Regions from separate parts of the Homo sapiens genome. Here region 2 is linked to region 1. The links are chromatin loops, found by intact Hi-C in ENCODE. Cell type or tissue: PC-3. All regions are shown on one strand. Each heading gives the region's core, and the rest is flanking DNA. Links, peaks and the distances in the headings are about the cores only.

The links. Peaks named below come from ENCODE experiments on the same cell type or tissue, not always from the same donor. Only the 100,000 strongest peaks of a DNase experiment are listed, where the experiment ranks them.
Region 2: it touches region 1 in a loop (4-fold over the local background); 3 of 110 quality-filtered maps call a loop at or near these places.

The regions. Positions count from the first base shown.
Region 1 is chr7:83,639,757-83,648,230 of GRCh38, reverse strand. The region is part of intron 1 of SEMA3E (semaphorin 3E); the gene reads left to right. Among named protein-coding and RNA genes, the nearest start is that of SEMA3E, 5.1 kb to the left of the region's middle. In PC-3, for the core only: no CTCF peak of the experiment used is centred there; a DNase peak (open chromatin) is centred at 4,270; H3K27ac peaks cover 1,118 bases.
Region 2 is chr7:83,574,286-83,582,759 of GRCh38, reverse strand. The region is part of intron 1 of SEMA3E (semaphorin 3E); the gene reads left to right. Among named protein-coding and RNA genes, the nearest start is that of SEMA3E, 71 kb to the left of the region's middle. In PC-3, for the core only: no CTCF peak of the experiment used is centred there; no DNase peak of the experiment used is centred there.

The DNA.
Region 1 (8,474 bases), core at 1,882-6,881:
AGTGCAAAATCACATGTCAACTTAGAGATGTTATTTTTGTCTGTAAACATTGGATTTTATCAATAAGGAGTTCACTCACTAGCCCGCGGAACACAGGAAGGGAGGAAGCAGGTTGAAAATAGCCTTGAGAGGCTGAATCCACCAAGTTAACAGTAGATATTTAAATATCAGTTTATGCATATGAGAAACAAGGATGCTGGGAAAGGGCTATAGAAATAGGGGTGCAATTTGTTCTTTTTGTTTTTGTTTTGTTTTGTTTCCATAATGGAGGTAAGAGGAGAAAATAAAAATCCCGAGGAGAAAAATGATGCCCTACCCATAACTGTCATCATCATGTAATTAAAATGATTAACAACTAATATAAATTAGTTTTCCAGTTGAATTGATTATTAGAATTTTTTCATGTGTGGCAAAGGAAAATAGTTTATGACAATGCTTGTAAAATGGCTAATATGGATTAAAGTATTAGTATTCACTAGCATTTGTAGTGTAAATTTATATTGCCTTAATGAAGATCTAACAGCAAATGTTTAAATATTTCATTCTACAATTGTCTTGTAAAGCAACATCATACTCATAAATAAATGATTAAAAGATAGATTTTGCATCAGGACCAATACAAGCCAGTCATGAATAGGTTTGGTAATTCCTCCTGTAAACAAACAAATAATAAACAAAACCATGCTCAGAGAAAGTGACTTTGCTGACTTAATATAAATTCGGAATAAATTGTCAGCAAAGAAGTATTTATTATCACTAGCCATTGACACATTGAGACAGATAGCAGATGTAATACTCAGGATTACATAAGAATCATTTTTCAATTGTGTAAGCTTTTAAATTGTCCCCCACTGTAGAAAGAACAGAAGCTTGTATTTTCTAAGTACAGGTAGAATATTTATCAGGAGAAACAAAAAGGGAGTCCTCAATTTTATGTGACACGTTTGGCCTTTTTGTCTTTTTATTGGACAATCTTCAGTAAATGTTGACTATAGAAATTTTTTCATTTTTAGAATAGTGGATGTTTTCTTAGTTTAAATAGATTTCCTATAATACTATCCAGTAGATAATATAAATTTAAGAAATCCATTGATACTAAATTGGTAAAGTGTTTAAAATATAGTGCCCAGAATTAACACTAATCTTTTAACTTGGGAAGATGTATCATGGTATGTATCAAAATGCCTATTTCTAAGAAGTTTATCATCAAAGATGTCAACATGTACAAATTTGATGTGATGGAATATGGACAAATAAAAATGCAAAAAAATATAATTGATTGTTTTTCTTATGTAGACAAGTAGATAAGCTGCCAGTTTTTGCAAGCTACAATTCTGTTATATCTAGTATTAACATTTTATACCCTATTATTGGGGTACTTGTGTTTTCATGGTTCAATATCAGTGTGTTTTCCAACAGGTCACATTTTAATATTTCATAAGAGAGTTAATAATTTGATCAAAAAATACCAAAGTTCTCTGATACAAGTAAATGTTATGCATAATACTATTATCGAGTTCATCTTTATTATGTCACTTATATTCAAAGAAATAATTGTAACTGATGTTATGAGTGGTGTCATATGGTGTGAGAGTAAAACCGCTAGTATCTATATGTACAATAGACTGAAAACTCCCACAGGATTTCCCTTAACTTTGAATTTAATGGAACCAGCTGAAAATGCACAATATGATGTTTTTATACAAAGGCAGAATAGAGAGAGTTACCTGAAAATAGAATGTTCCTACTTGTGCAATTTAGTTAGTAAAGTCAGTTAAGAGATCACACTGGAGATGCTACCTGAAGCAGCAAATGCCTACTGCACCTCAGGGGCCTCAGTGAAAAGAAGAGCATATATACTGTCAGAGGAGGGATATTCAGTCCCACCAATACAATATGAACAGCCCATTTATCTCTCTAGACTCTGGAATTCAGTGAATATTTTAGAAGTCTTCAAAAACTAGGAATAAGATATTACAGATTAATCTTTTGCTGACTTGACTAATGTCAGTAACGACAAGTGTTCAGTAGCGAGTGAATTAAGTAATTAATATTTAAATGAGTATATAATCTTTCAATATAAGAGGCACTAGGTATATGTCATATAGCATCTCTGTACCGCTGCCTGACCACTAGCAAGGAAATCCAGGAGGCTCCCTGGAGATAGCCTACTAGAATAATTCAGAAATTCTTTTCACAGTTAATGATCTAAGCTGTATGGGAGAAAGGCAGGCATTTTTCTCATATTCTTCACTTTTAAGATGAAAACACAAGCCTATTGTTTCTTCCCAAGGAGGAGGAGAAAGTTTATCATATACAGAGCGTGAGTTAAATTATATAAAAATATGTTCAGAAAAAAAATGTCCAGAGATTTGCCCTTTTCCTCTCCCCTTCATTCTCCATTACTATTTCTGGGAATGACATGTTCTTAACTAGAGCTGGAAAGGAAGGGATCATTAGGATTAAAGAGGAGAAAAGGCAGAGAGAGAGAGAGAGAGAGAGAGAGAGAGAAGGAGACAAGGTACAAGGGTAGTAAGAGGTGTGGAATATTTTCTAGTTGATTTCCTACTGCCTTGTGCCCCAATGGGGTAATATTGAATCCCTCTCTCTTCTAACTGAATATCTCACTGCACACTAATATTAAGAAAATATACTGGCTTAGGGCAAGCCTGGTGGATAAAATGATGAGATAATTACTCTTGTTGAAGCAATACATAAATCTTTTAATGTATTTTCTAGTTACAAGGTAAATTACATTAATAAGTAAAAATGTAGCAAAGATTAAAATGGCAAGATGCTGTCCTGCTTTGTAAAAATTTTCAGTCAAGATTTGAGTTGAGTTTGGCTGTATCAGGCAAATATTTAAAAGTTCATGAATAGTTATGCATTATAGCTAACTTTATCCCAGCTCAATAGGGTAATATTGGTGAGATTAATGCAAAATTTTAATATTCTTCCCCAAGGGTTTCTTTGAAAAATACTGTGGTCCTCAGGACAGAAACCAAGGAAAGAGAGAATGAAGGGAGAAAAGTCCTGGTGGATTCATCTACTTCCTTCTGTTGATATCTGTTCTCTCCTTATCTTTCACCATCCTGCACTAATGAGGTTACAGGGAAGGCAAAAATAAGCTTCTTGATAATGGAGCTCAGAGAAGAAAAAACAAATAAGCCAAGACCTATGTTGAGCAAGAAATACCGATGTACATGGAAAGCCCCAGAAATTCAATCATGGGAGCTTGGCAGACAGGGGTAGGTGTTTGAAGTCTCAATAAGCAAGAATGCAGTTGCAGAAATCAAGGAGAATTGCTGCTTAAGCATAAAATGTTCTCCTAGAATAGTTGGTGAAGAGACATTTAAATAAAGGCATGGATATGGCAGAAGAGCATTCCTAAAATATGTTAACATTATACATGTAGATTTAAACATGGAATATATACTTATGCAGATAGAACTTGTGATAGAGTGTTAATTAGTGTATCTGTATTGGGTATTATAATCAATTAAATACAGATTTATCATAGTTCAGAGAGCTCAGGATTTGAAATCAGAGGCCTCTACTCCAGCTCTGTACTCCCCACTTATAATAATGATAATTAATTGTCTGCATCTCAGTTTCCTCTATTTGAAAATAGGGGTAGTAATGGTAATTTGCCTGTACATTTTACTGGGTTTTTGAGATAATCAAGTGAAACAACAATATCTGTGAATGCACCTTATCACCTAAAAACTATTTATATTATTAATGTTTTTGCAGACTGATACAAAGTGAGAAAATTGGAAGGAAACAGGTCCTAAAGAGAAAAACCTTGAAAATGTTATGAGTTTATATTTCAACAAGTGCTAGGATAATGCTAATATAGAAGACAGGATAAAGTTGCTCTTAAATCGCATAAAACATATGATTTATCTTGATAGATTGCACTCACTCCAAATTTCATCTTCCATATCTTTGACCTCTAGTTATAATAACTCAGAAGATGATTACATTGTATGTGAATTTTCCAAGATTCATGGCCTATATATTTTTTTTTTTTGCTGTAGTGTACACATATCGATTTGTTACATGTATTCACTCTACAACACACATTTTAGAATTCATTCCATTTACAAGAAAATAATTGACAGAGAATTCTAAAAGAGCACAATGTTAAATAAATATTCTGAATGATCATTCTGGAGGCCATGGTATTTATTTTATACCCAAGGCAAATAAAACATGAGGTAGTGACTGAGCCAGTTTTTCCTGACCCAGCTCATAGCTTTGGTTCCTCATCCAATAGCCTGGTATTATCAATAGTGACATTAGTCACACATCTCTGGGTGTTAATAAATAAAAACTGGTCATAAGACATGATTCATAAGCAGAGTGATTAAATAGGACCCAGGAGGAAACACTAGCCTATGTGCCCAGAGCTTCAGGGAGAGACAGTGAGAATTAAGTGGTGGATTTATTAAGAAATAGTTTATATTATAAAAAATATCACTGGATAAGTTGTGAGAAATTACAATATGTTTTGTTGAGTCTGCTTTATATAAAATATGCTTTCTGTGGAGAGAGCCTTCCTATGAATTTTAGAGTGCTATTATTTGCATTTTTATATTTGCTACAGACAAATATTGTCCATGTATCACATCAGTGCATCTGGATATATGAAAGTCCCCAAATGTTTCTATGAATTATTAAATTCTTATCTGGATGTTGCATTTTACAGTGGGAAAACAGTTATCTTTTAGTATGGTAATAGGGTGAGGGAAGCTCAGGGTTAGGAAAAAACAGTTCATATATAAACAGTGAATTTATATATGAACTGGGTCAATTTTGGAGTGGAAAATTTATGTGTATCAAATCATTTTTTCAGCTTTACAAGGGAAGTATTCTATACATAATATATAATCAATGCCTGTTCTTTGTTAATAAATATATTCAACAGCTATGATGTCATAATGAAATATGCTTTAAAAATTATGTTGTCATATTGTTGTTTTGCTATCCAGGTCAGATTTGTCATCTAGTCAGAGCTGAGAGTATTACACAGAGAGGGCCTCTGTTTCTTTTTGGGATGAGATCACTTGGTGGCCTCAGTTCTATGACCACATAATAAAGCACCAAACCATGAAATTGGTTGTTACTGGTGAAAATTATTGCTAACAATCTGCTCAGTCAGTTTTATTTCATCAAAGACATTTAAAGGAATCATCATTGAGACTTCTTAGTGGGAGTGTGTGCAAAGATGTATTTCTTTATCTTTGTATATAAAACTCTTCTGTGGTTTAATAGAGGAATTTAGTCTGCAGGAATCCAGAAATATCACTTTGCATGCATGCATGCCCCTTCATACATAGCCATCCCAGTGTTAAAGTCTTATAATTTCAGTCTCTGAGAGTTAAAAACAAAACTAAACTAAAATTATACCATTTATAATATTTTCCAAAGGGTGCAGAATGAAGATTTAGATTATTTTCTTGGTTTTAATAGACAGGGCCATAAGTTAGTAGTTTCTAGTGTAACATATGACACTTTGTAATACTCTGTACCTTATACAAAGGATGATGGTTATTTTGATATTTTTTTTCACAGTAAAGCCTTAAATAACATTGGAGGCATAAGAGAAAACATCAGTGTTATTATTAATTCCTTAGTCTTAAGTGAGCATTATTCTTTGCACTCATGATAGGAATGATAGTGACAAGACTGGATATTTTATAGTCTGGATATTCTGGACTAGGAATGAACAGGACATGTCCATACCACATTTACACCAAGTGTTGCAGTCTCTGATATTAAGAGAACATTTTTGGTCAAAAACAGTGATGACTTCAAGAAAAGACATCTCTGCAGAATTGATATCTTTCCTTCATATGGCCCTATGGTGGCCAAGACAACTGATTACTCGAGAAGTTTTCAGCCCTAGTTCTAACACCTATTTCAGGATATTCTAACCATAGGGCTCCTTTGCCTTGGTAACCTTACCTCCACAACTGGTATGAAAAAATAAAAGAGAAATCTATTGTCATGCCTGATTTCTGGGACTTAGAAATGTGTTTCACTACCATCCTTGGTACCTAAACTCTCAGCCATCACTGTGCTATGCTCAAGGATTTAGTTTGTAGCTTTGGCATAGGAAACATAGCAGCTAGTTTAAGCCCAGGTATTAGAAAACACTCTTACATTCGAATTTCAGTGGCCTAAAACCCCCTAGACTTTGGATGAGGCATATCTAATTTGAATCTGGCTTCAGACTGCATGGCATGAGCAAGTTACTTAGGTTTTCTGAATATGCATTTTCTTATCTTTAAAGTGGTAAAACATAATTTGCAAAAATTTGAAAGGATTACATGAGATAATGCAGATTACTGTGCAGAATACTTAACCCTTAGGAAGCTTTTTATAAATTACTCAGTAAATCAGATGAGATTCAGAGAGAATTAATCTATGCTGTTCTCTTTTTTATTCTAAAAGCAATCATGAGCTAATTGTTAAATTACAACTTAAGATGAAGAGAGATCCTTAACATCAGATTTTTACTTAAAAGCAAAGATTTTCTTTAATGAACACCAGCTCTTATTAGAGTAGATAACTAGAAGGAGCAAAGAATATTGATGTCTCTCATGTTTGTAAGTTATTGTAAGAATTATTTTGTTTATACTTTAAGGAAAGTTGGAATTTTATCTGATGGCACCTTGGAGACAACAGACCAAATCCACAAAATAAACAGTACTAACAAAGGTAATTGTAGGCCCAGCTTTGTAACGCACAATAGAACTAATATTACTAAGGCCAGACCACACTGCCTAAAGTTAAACTAAACAGTGTCCTATAGGCAGCTATCAGCTCAGCATGTGTTGTTTACTTGGAAAGTGAAAGAAAGTCTCCCACTTTGCCTTCCCTTAGATGAACAGGTAAGATATCTGGTGCCATGCACAGTTCCTGACACTTAGTAGGCATTCAACAAGTGCTCATCAAGTGAGTATCTGAATAAAACAAAATGATTTAGAACTGTGTTTTTCAAAGGAAAAGATGATGGGGTGGGATAAGCAGGAATACCCATGAAACTGAGGAATCCTGGACAACTATTTATAGCCCCTTTAGCATAACATATGTTAGAGAAAAGGCTGGGGCTTTCTGTCTATTCACCTTCTTTCTCATCAGTGCTGCATTTAGTGAAACAGCTGGGACCTCCAGGCACCCTCCTGACACATCAGTTGAATTCTTTCATCTACATTCTCTCCTCCACCTTTTTCTCTACTTCCTTCCTCTTGTTTTTCTTCCTTCTCTTTCTCTTTCTCTTCTTCCTCTCCTCCTCCTCCTTCTATCTGTCTTGTGTTATCCTTGTCATTTCTGGGTTATCACTATACCCCCTCCTCCCTTTCTGTTTTTACTTAATTCTGTGTACCCCTTTGTGAGGCTGGCACCACCCCTTCTCTCTTTTTCTCTTCTTCTACTTCTCTTCCAGATAAATACTTTTGATTTCTTCCTCACCTTAAGCCAAAAGGGGAAAGAAAACATACTTTTAGTGAAAGATATGTATTCATTGGCCTTCTGTGTACCTTCAATATTTGTTTCATTTTTGTTTAACACAATAAATATAAAACATAACCTTTGAATTTTTTAGAAAAACTTTAAACTTACTAGGTATTGAAAATTGGTTGAAATCCATGATGTAGGAAATAATGAAATACTAAGTAAATAGCTTACTAGCCACCTGGACAATGTGCCCTCTTTCTCCAACCTGTTTTTCCGCTGGGAAGCTGATGCTCTCAGGCAACATGGGATTGTGGCAATTGGAGAGGAGAGGAATTAGGGCACTGCACAGGAGAGAGCAGAGCCTGCCAGCCAAGTATTCTGTAGCTAAACTGGAGTTAAATGTCAGTTAAAATATTATTGATGTAAACCTATTTCTATGCACTTTTGGTTTGTTTTCTCTGAGTTTTGAGCTTTAATTTAGGGAAACCAGAATAAAAAGGGGGTTTTATTTACAGGATAGAGTGGTGGAACAGAATCCCTAAGAATAAGTCCCAGGGGTGATTTTAGGTAGCCAGATCAACTTCAGAACCGGAAAAGAACAGCAGCAAAGAAAATGAGAATAAAAGAGGGTGAAAACAGAGGTCAGCTGAGGACACTGACTCTTTCCCTCCTGACTTGTTCTTTCCCAGGAAATGATGGGAATGGAGAGGGGCTTTAAGATACACTGTGGAAGTAAAGTCAAATAGGAAATGTACTCTCAGCATTGTGTATAGCTGTTTACTCCTCCTGATTGCTTTTTTCCTAACACTGAGTCACAAAGTTTATTATGAACTTCAGGTCCTTTCCAAGTATAGAAATGTAGGGCTCCTTTCTTCTCCTTACCAGGCTTCAGAAGTGTTTCTCCAAAACACTTCTGAAACTTGTATTAGGAGATAGTATGCTGTAGTGGAAAGGGTATAGACTTACAATTTTTGAATCTACAGTATATTTTATTTGATGCTGTCTTATTC
Region 2 (8,474 bases), core at 1,853-6,852, 65 kb after region 1:
GTTATGTAAAGAAGAAAATTTATCTAAAAAAATTCAAAGGAGAGATTAGCCATAATTCCTATAACTGGACAATTTAATTCCTCCGGCATCTGCCAATCCAAATAGATATTAAATTATTTTGATAAAATATTGGTCATTATTTTCCTGGTCTGTGCTGTTGGGAAGTTTTGCTTTCATCAGCCATTTATCCCAGGGATTTTAGCTTTCCACCTTGAACACTTGATTAGAGGTGCAACTGTCTACAGAATGGAATGGCTCCTGATTCTCAGAACTTCATTCAAACAGAGGAAAAGAGTGGTTTACCATCTTATTGTCTTGAGGAGTCTAAAACAGAGCTGTAATTTGTGTCTTAGGGCCACTCACGTGACAAGTTTCAAATTCCATTGTTTATTAGGAGTATGGGCTTTTAATCTAAATGTTATTTTAAAAATAAAAATTAAATTTTAATTTTCTGCTATTTTATTAGTTCATTAATCATAAATGAAGCTTTTATTAGTTTATTATTTATATGTATATATTACTATTTATTTTTATTTAGATGTATTTGTTTTAATGTAATTTTATTTTTACATTTAAATTTTATTTAAATATAAATAAAATTACTAGTTTATTATAGTCTTTCTTCCTTTTATATATGGGAAAAATGCTTGCATTTGAGACTGCAATAGAATGCAATATTCTCCCCGTGACTTGGGAGTTAAGGGTTAGTGTAGAGTTATGATCCCTCATTAAGCCTGCCTTAAACACTTCAGTATTCTTTAGAAGTGTAATTCTATTTCTTTCAGCAGCACATGAGGAAGAATAATGTTAGTATTTTGAGGTTAATTCAATTACTTTCCACTTGTGAAAATGGTGACAGGATTTCCTATTGCTCCAAAAAGCCCTCCAACCATTATCCTTGATTGGCAGAAAAAATTCTGCTTCTGAATGAAATGAAAACATTGACTGTACACTCTGACAGATTGTTTCACAGGGAGTTTTAGTCCATTTTCTGATACTCTGACTCCAGTAGCAGTTTAATGATCAATTTATTAGCTAATAGCTTTGATCAAATTCCAGATTGAAATTATCACTTGCAGCGATTTTGAAGTTATGTGATGTCGTTTTATACCATATTTATTTTTGATTTAAGCTACTGATGTTTGCAAAATTGCTTTTCCATGGTGCAAAATTCAATTTATTAAATTGGAAACACCAACAAATAGTAGTTTAAAAATGTACACTGTTTAAAATGCTATATACCAGTTAAATAAACCTACCATTAAAATGTTTAAAAAGTATGTGTAATTAAAAACCCAGTAGTATTATTCTTCATTAGGACTGGTCCTTCAAACGGGAAAATTGATAGAGTTCACTTCCTTGTTCTTGCAACACAGAAGTTTAAATTACAAGAAAAATAATTAAAGATCCATGGCTGTAAATATTACTATGGGCAGTGCAGCGATCTGCTGCAATTGTGTGTGGACCATTTAAAAAATGGTTTGTAATTTTTACTGATGGAATGATACACAAAGGGCAGGTATTTGGTAAATACGTGTTGAGTTTTATTTTTAAAGACCTATGAGGAGTTAAGGATATTAGCTATGATATGTATCCCTAGACAGATGCTGAATCTTGTGAAGTTATGTCTTAATTTCACTTACCATATAGAATGACTTTTGTGTTCTGATGTTACTTTTGACAGCCTAGGATAATAAGCCCATTTCAAAGTAGACATTTATGAGGCTTAATTTATGAAACTTTAGACTACTGAAAATTAATTTACCCTTGTTTTTAAAGTCCTAGTTCATCATCTAGGGAATATAATGAACTGCAATAATAAAGATCTAATATCATTTTTGACACAGAATTCAACATATTAATAGCTATGATAATCTTAAATAAATTTTTTGGTAACTGTATTTATTGAACAAATATTCACAGCATTTAGTGCCTTATATTTGTTTGGAAAAGAAGTTAAAATTAAAATAATATAGACCCTATCTACCTTCAAGGCAAATAGGAGAGGGTTATATAAATTGACAGTTACGGTTCAATGGCATAAGTACTATGATATAGAGGATTAAGGAAGCATGGAAAAGAAATTTATCACGTGGAAAAGTCAAGGAGGACTTCTTGGAGATGTTTTATGAACCATGCTTGATGAGTTGGAATTAGCTATATGAAGGAGAGTTGGAAAGTGCATTCTAGACAAGTGGAAAATAATCACTAAGTTACAACCAAGCAAAGATCATAGTCTGAATTCTGAATTTAGGAATAGGCAGTGAAAGTAAAGAGGTAGGGATGCACATGATAGACAGTAAATGACCAGAGCATACAGCATTTGTTGAGAGAATAGAAATGAAGGAAATGATTGAAAGGAAGCCATCTAGAATGATTCTATAGGTTCTAGCATTTTAGGTAAGGTGAAGGTGATGGAGAAGATGAGGTCAGTTTTGACTATATTACTTAGTTTGTAGTAGAAGAGAGTAATTCAAGGAAGGTAAATTTGAGAGAAATTAATAACTTACAGGCAATCCAAACATTTTAAAAGTAAGCAATAGAAACATTAGAATATTCTTTCTATTTGTAAGTATTCCTATCAAGTTTTACAAATCATTTTGGATAAAGAGATTTAAGATGTCATCGACTTCATTATCTTATCAAAGTTCAGATAGTTGTCGGTGTACATGTTTTTTATTTTTGTTTTGTTCGCTTTTCTAATGGAATTGACACATAAAATTAAATTGATTGCTGCTTTAGGCACAGAGTAGAGTATGCTTTCGTTGACTAAACTGAGCAAAAGCAAGAACATTTGCCATGTTCCCAAGAATGACTCATTCTCTCAGGAAGTTCATTCATTGCTAATTTTCCAAAAACAAACATCAAGAAGCCAGATTTATGGGCTAGTATTAACTACTTTTCTAGCTAGCCAATTAAAAAAATTCAGTAGTTTTTGAGGTACAGGTGGTTTTGGGTTACACGTATAAATTATTTAGTAGTGACTTCTGAGATTTCTGAGATTTTAACCTTGCTATAGTAAAAGTGAATGAAGAAAGAAAAAGAATAATTGTCAAATTAAAAATTTGTTTCTAGAGTTTTCATTCAAATCTACATTATGTCAATTAACTGGGACCTGGTACAAGCCATTTTGCATTGACCTAGCATTGCTAATAACATTTACTTTTTCCTTACTTTTTACCATGTACCAATGGTTGTCTTGCTACAAGTGAAATGCAGAAATATGTGCCAATGTCAGTGGGCCAATTTTATTCATAATTTGACTTAGTTTATTTCAGAATATACTGAACAGCTATACAACCCTAAATTCTACTTATTTGATAGACAATGATTCCTTTAAAACAAATTTCTCTAAGACTTTTTTAAATTTAAGCACTTTTGAATTTGAAATAGATTGAAATTTTTAAAAAAGAATACCTGAAGCTGTTCTGCTAATCAATCCAAAATGAGATTGTCACACTAAGGCATCTTAATTGTACTAATAGATTGCACTTACATGGTTTATTACATAACACCTAGTTTATGCATAATAAATAACCAATCATTTTTATTTTAAAAAAGTTTTCTGCCCTGATAGATTTAAATGCAATTAATTAAATAATGTGTCATTTTTGAAACCTAACATAACTACTCAATTCAACATGTATCTGCAAATAGTTAAACTTTATAATAGGATAACATGTTCTCTCTTTTGAAATCTATACATCTTAATAAAGCATGGCCACACTTTGCTCTTCTTATATTAAATACTATAATATCGATAGTTATTAATTTAATTTCTATATATTTCTGATTGATTCAAATCATGGTACTAACTGATTCCAGAACTTCTGTAATTTTTATTATTCAAAGACTTGCAAAGCTCCAAGTCTAAAGGGCCAATATTTGAATAAGCTCTTTTGTTATGTCTATATTTAATCAAATTTAGGCATAATCATTTCTATTTTGAAGTCATCAGATTTTTATTATAGTAAGTCCTTGATTTCTTGGTTTTCTCTTCTTAGTTACAACTGATTCTACTAAGAGAGGGAGTTTGTTTGGGAGTAGTTGTGCAGTATAAGAAAATAAATATTTTCTACCTTCTTTTTTTTATAACCAGTTTTTCTACCATTTGTTTTATGAATTTTTAAGAACAGATAAAACAATTTTCTGTGTTGGTCAGTGCCTTTTAATAGACCAAATTACGGATTCTATCTTTTTTGTTGAGACGGAGTCTCACTCTGTTGCCTAGGCTGGAGTGTAGAAGCACGATCTTAGCTCACTGCAACCTCCGCCTCCTGAGTTCAAGCTATTCTCCTACCTCAGCCTCCCGATTAGCTGGGATTACAGGCATCTGCCACCATACCTGGCTAATTTTTGTATTTTTATTAGAGGTGGGTTTCGCCATGTTAGCCAGGCTGGTCTCGAACTCCTGATATCAAGTGATCCACCCACCACGGCCTCCCAAAGTGCTGGGAGGATTCTATCTTTTATTAACTACAATAGTATAAAAATTCATTGGCATAGCAATGTTAACACAATATAGCCATTAAGCCAAATTAAATATCAGAAATCTAAGAAAACTCCCTGGTGGTAAATGAAACTATTTTATCATTTAATCCTGTTTTTTTTTAATGAGAAAACTCTCACAGTCATTACTGGATGTAAATATATTCTCTCACCAAATCCTAGGAAGGTAGAAATTCTAAGGTAATATTTTTTCTTACATATGCTAACAATACGAGTTAATGTTTAGCTACTTTTTAAATTCTGGAAGCTATTTAGATTACACGTTTCCTCAAAATGAATGTGTTTTAGATGACTTTATTTAAAGGTAAAAAAGAGTCATATCAAAGTCAAGATAAAATTGTAAATGAAGACATTTTTGCTATTGTTAAATATAAATGTTATGAGATTATTTATATTTATGATAACTATGAAAAATAATATATTAAATTACTTTCAATATTCTGAATTGAGAAATATTCCTATGACTTTGTAATAATAATAAAAAATCACTTTACATTCTCTCTCCTAGAGCCAATTCTCCTTTATTAATGCTTTAAAACCTCTAACATCTATCTCACATTTCATCTGTGTTTGAAAAATGAATGGAGAATTTGCCAACACTTTATTGTCAATATCAATTGCATCCAGTTTGGTATATTAGAGGATTATTAGAATATAATTGATTTAAGCAAAACATTACAAAATATACAGACAAAATATAATATTACAACGATTTCTCCTACCTGTAAAATAAATAAATGCACTATTGATGAAATGGCTACTCGCAAGACTTTTGTGACTTTTATGACCACTAGAACTTGCCTTGGAGATTACATTATGCCCTCTGGTAGCATTTTGAGTCTTGGTAAGTTACTTACATCCTATTTTTCAAATTCTAACTTCAGTTAAAAGAGTAATGATTATTGAAAGCATAAACTTTCAAAACGAAGGGAAAACATGCAACATACGCTTTTCAAAACTGTCCAAATTTTTGGTCTCCTTGGACAAAAGGAGCAGTATAGATCAATTGGTCGATCTGTCTATCTATCTATCTGTTTATCTCTAATCTGTCATACAGGTATATCTATCATTATCTGATGATACAAATGTTTACATAAAAATTTTAGTTATCATATTTATATCTAAATCAATATCTAACTCTGGTGTTTTGAATAGTGATTAGGTGGACAATATATATAAGTGAAGTGAACATAAATCTTACATTGCATAAGGGAGAAAATGTTGAATCCAATTTACAAATATTGAAATGATATAAAGCAAACTTATTACCACGATGGAAATTATTTGGAATTTTAGTTATTGATAATTACTATTAAATATAGATGAGTTGGCTGGGCATGGTAGCTTGCACCTGTAATCTCAGCACTTTGGGAGGCCAAGGCAAGTGGATCACTCAGGAGTTTTGAGACCAGCCTGCCCAACATGGCGAAACCCCATCTCTACTAAAAATGCAAAAAATTAGCCTGGCGTGGTGGCACGTGACTGTAATCCCAGCTACTCGGGAGGCTGAGGCACGAGAATCGCTTGAATCCAGGAGGTGGGGGTTGCAGTGAGCCAAGACTGCACCACTGCACTCCAGCCTGGACAACAGAGTGAGACTCCGTCTCAAAAAATAAAATAAAAATTATATATAGAGAGATAGATCGATAGATGAATCATGCTCTTTCGACATAGCCTATTTTACACATTCATCTTGGATATTGAAAAAAACATACATTTGCATGGCAAACTGACTTATAGAAAAAGATCAAGAATTAGAAAATTCTTGGTAAGTTGTAGTCATTCCATGCTTATATATCCTGTGATATATAAGCATGAAGTCTTTTTAGAAACAGAAAATCCAATTTTCGCTTGGCTTATTGCTGCCCACTTTAAAGCCTACATTCCGTATCCTTCATTGTAACTAGCATATGAGTTACTCAATATTTACATGTTTGAAATTTTCCAATAAAAGGTTGATAAATATTAACTGTCTTAACTCCGTTGATAGATAAGCTTCCAAAGAGTACTGCTAAATTTGAAAAATAATTGAGCAAGGTATTGCACATATGCCAACAAACATTTCAAATTATTTTAACAAGATGCCGGCTATGAGAAACAAACCTTTGGATAGTTGTCATTTGTATAATTCTTACAATTAAAATAACTTTTATACTTTCTAATAGATTTATATGCCTCTGTATATATGCCAATACATATAATTTGATAGTCATATGACATCATTCACTTGAATTTCTGTTTTCTTTGTAAACTAATGTAACAATACATCGTTTGAAAACTTAAAACTATGCAATTCAATAAATGCTTCACCACCTGAGTGCTACATTAACAAACCTTTACTGTGTTTTAAATTGCCAACTTAACTAGTTGCTTATAGGTTTGATGCAATTATACTCTGACGGTCACAGTATATATATCTCTGTCCTTCCAAAAAGGAGTTATGAATTGGTATTTTTCCTTATAAACACAATAAAAATGTTAAGATATATTTTCTTTTTCAATTAATCAAAAGCTAGAAAAACCAAAGAAAAGAGATGGTACAGACCTTTGGTGTTCAGAAAGAAGGGATCCACAGCTTACAATACGATTTAATGACCAGTGAAAGCAGATCTGTTACAGCTGTTCCAGATAATTATGAGGCCCGGGGCTGACATAAAAATAAACAAATAGTTTTTTTGTGAGAGCTTTGTATATTAAAACTCAAAATGGGTAGAAAACGTAAATGTTAGTAAAATGTCAAGCACATTAAAATGACTTTAATAAATACCTGTTGAATTTAATGTAGAATCAAATAAAGTATATCCAATAACATGTAAGTAAAACTATTAAATAATATTTACATGATAAAAATTACCTCATCTTTTGTCTCTAAAAGATACCTTGTACTGAGAATCTCATAGTCATAGAATATAATGCCTAATCTTTAATTTGACTCTATCTTGTATGCAGGTAATAACACTGTGATCTATTTCTATCTAAAGAGCAATTTCAAGATGTTTCTCCGTCCATCCTGCTACCCTCCTTCAACTGGGGGTAGGTGGTGGGAGTGTGCTGTTATTTTTAGAATTTTCAACAAATATAATTTTCAGGGTAAAAACAAACTTATGATGAATTGAACTTATTAAACTAATGCATATTTCAAAGTGTAGTGAAATAGTCACCAATTCTGAAGCCAACATCTAAACTAAACCAGCAAGTAGAAAAATAAATAAGCTTAACTTGTTTGATTTCTCATCAAAAGAGACAGTCTCTCATTTCCATTTATTGTTCATTGTATCCATTAATTTATGTTCTATATCAAACTATCCCAAAACTTAGTGATTGAAAACACCTCAGTCACTTTAGTTCGTGGTTCTGTGGTTGAACAGGCAGTACTTCTGGTGGGTGATCTCTGCTGGCCTCTCCCATGTGACTGTGGTCAGCTGGCTGTTGGACAATCTAGAATGGCCTCACATATGTGTCTAGCTGTTGGCAGATAATTGGGGATTATTGGCTGAAGCACCTCAGTTCTCCACATGGCCCCTCATTCTCCCTCAGATTAGCACAGTCTTGTTCACTTAGTGGTCACTAAGGATTATAATCACAGAAAGAAAGGGGGACCCCAAGAGCAGACATGGTTAAAATCTCTTCCTCTAGTGTTTGCTTTTGTCTCATTGAGCAAAGAAAATCACATGGCTAAACCCAAGTTTATGTGGGTAAAGAGTACCCAAAAGTACAGATACCAGGAACTGAATTATTGTGGCTATTTTGCAAACAATCTACCTTAGTCTCTCTCTCTCTTTTTTTTTTTTTAAACTTTACTTCTCCTCCTCTCTTTTTCTCAGTGTATGGCCTCACTCATTGTGTATATTTTTGTCTTTGGAATCTCTTCTTCATAACAAAGATTTCTCTCTCCTGGCTCTATGCCATATCATTTTCTTTTACCCATTCTCATTTATACTACAAGGAAAAAATTCAAATTCAAT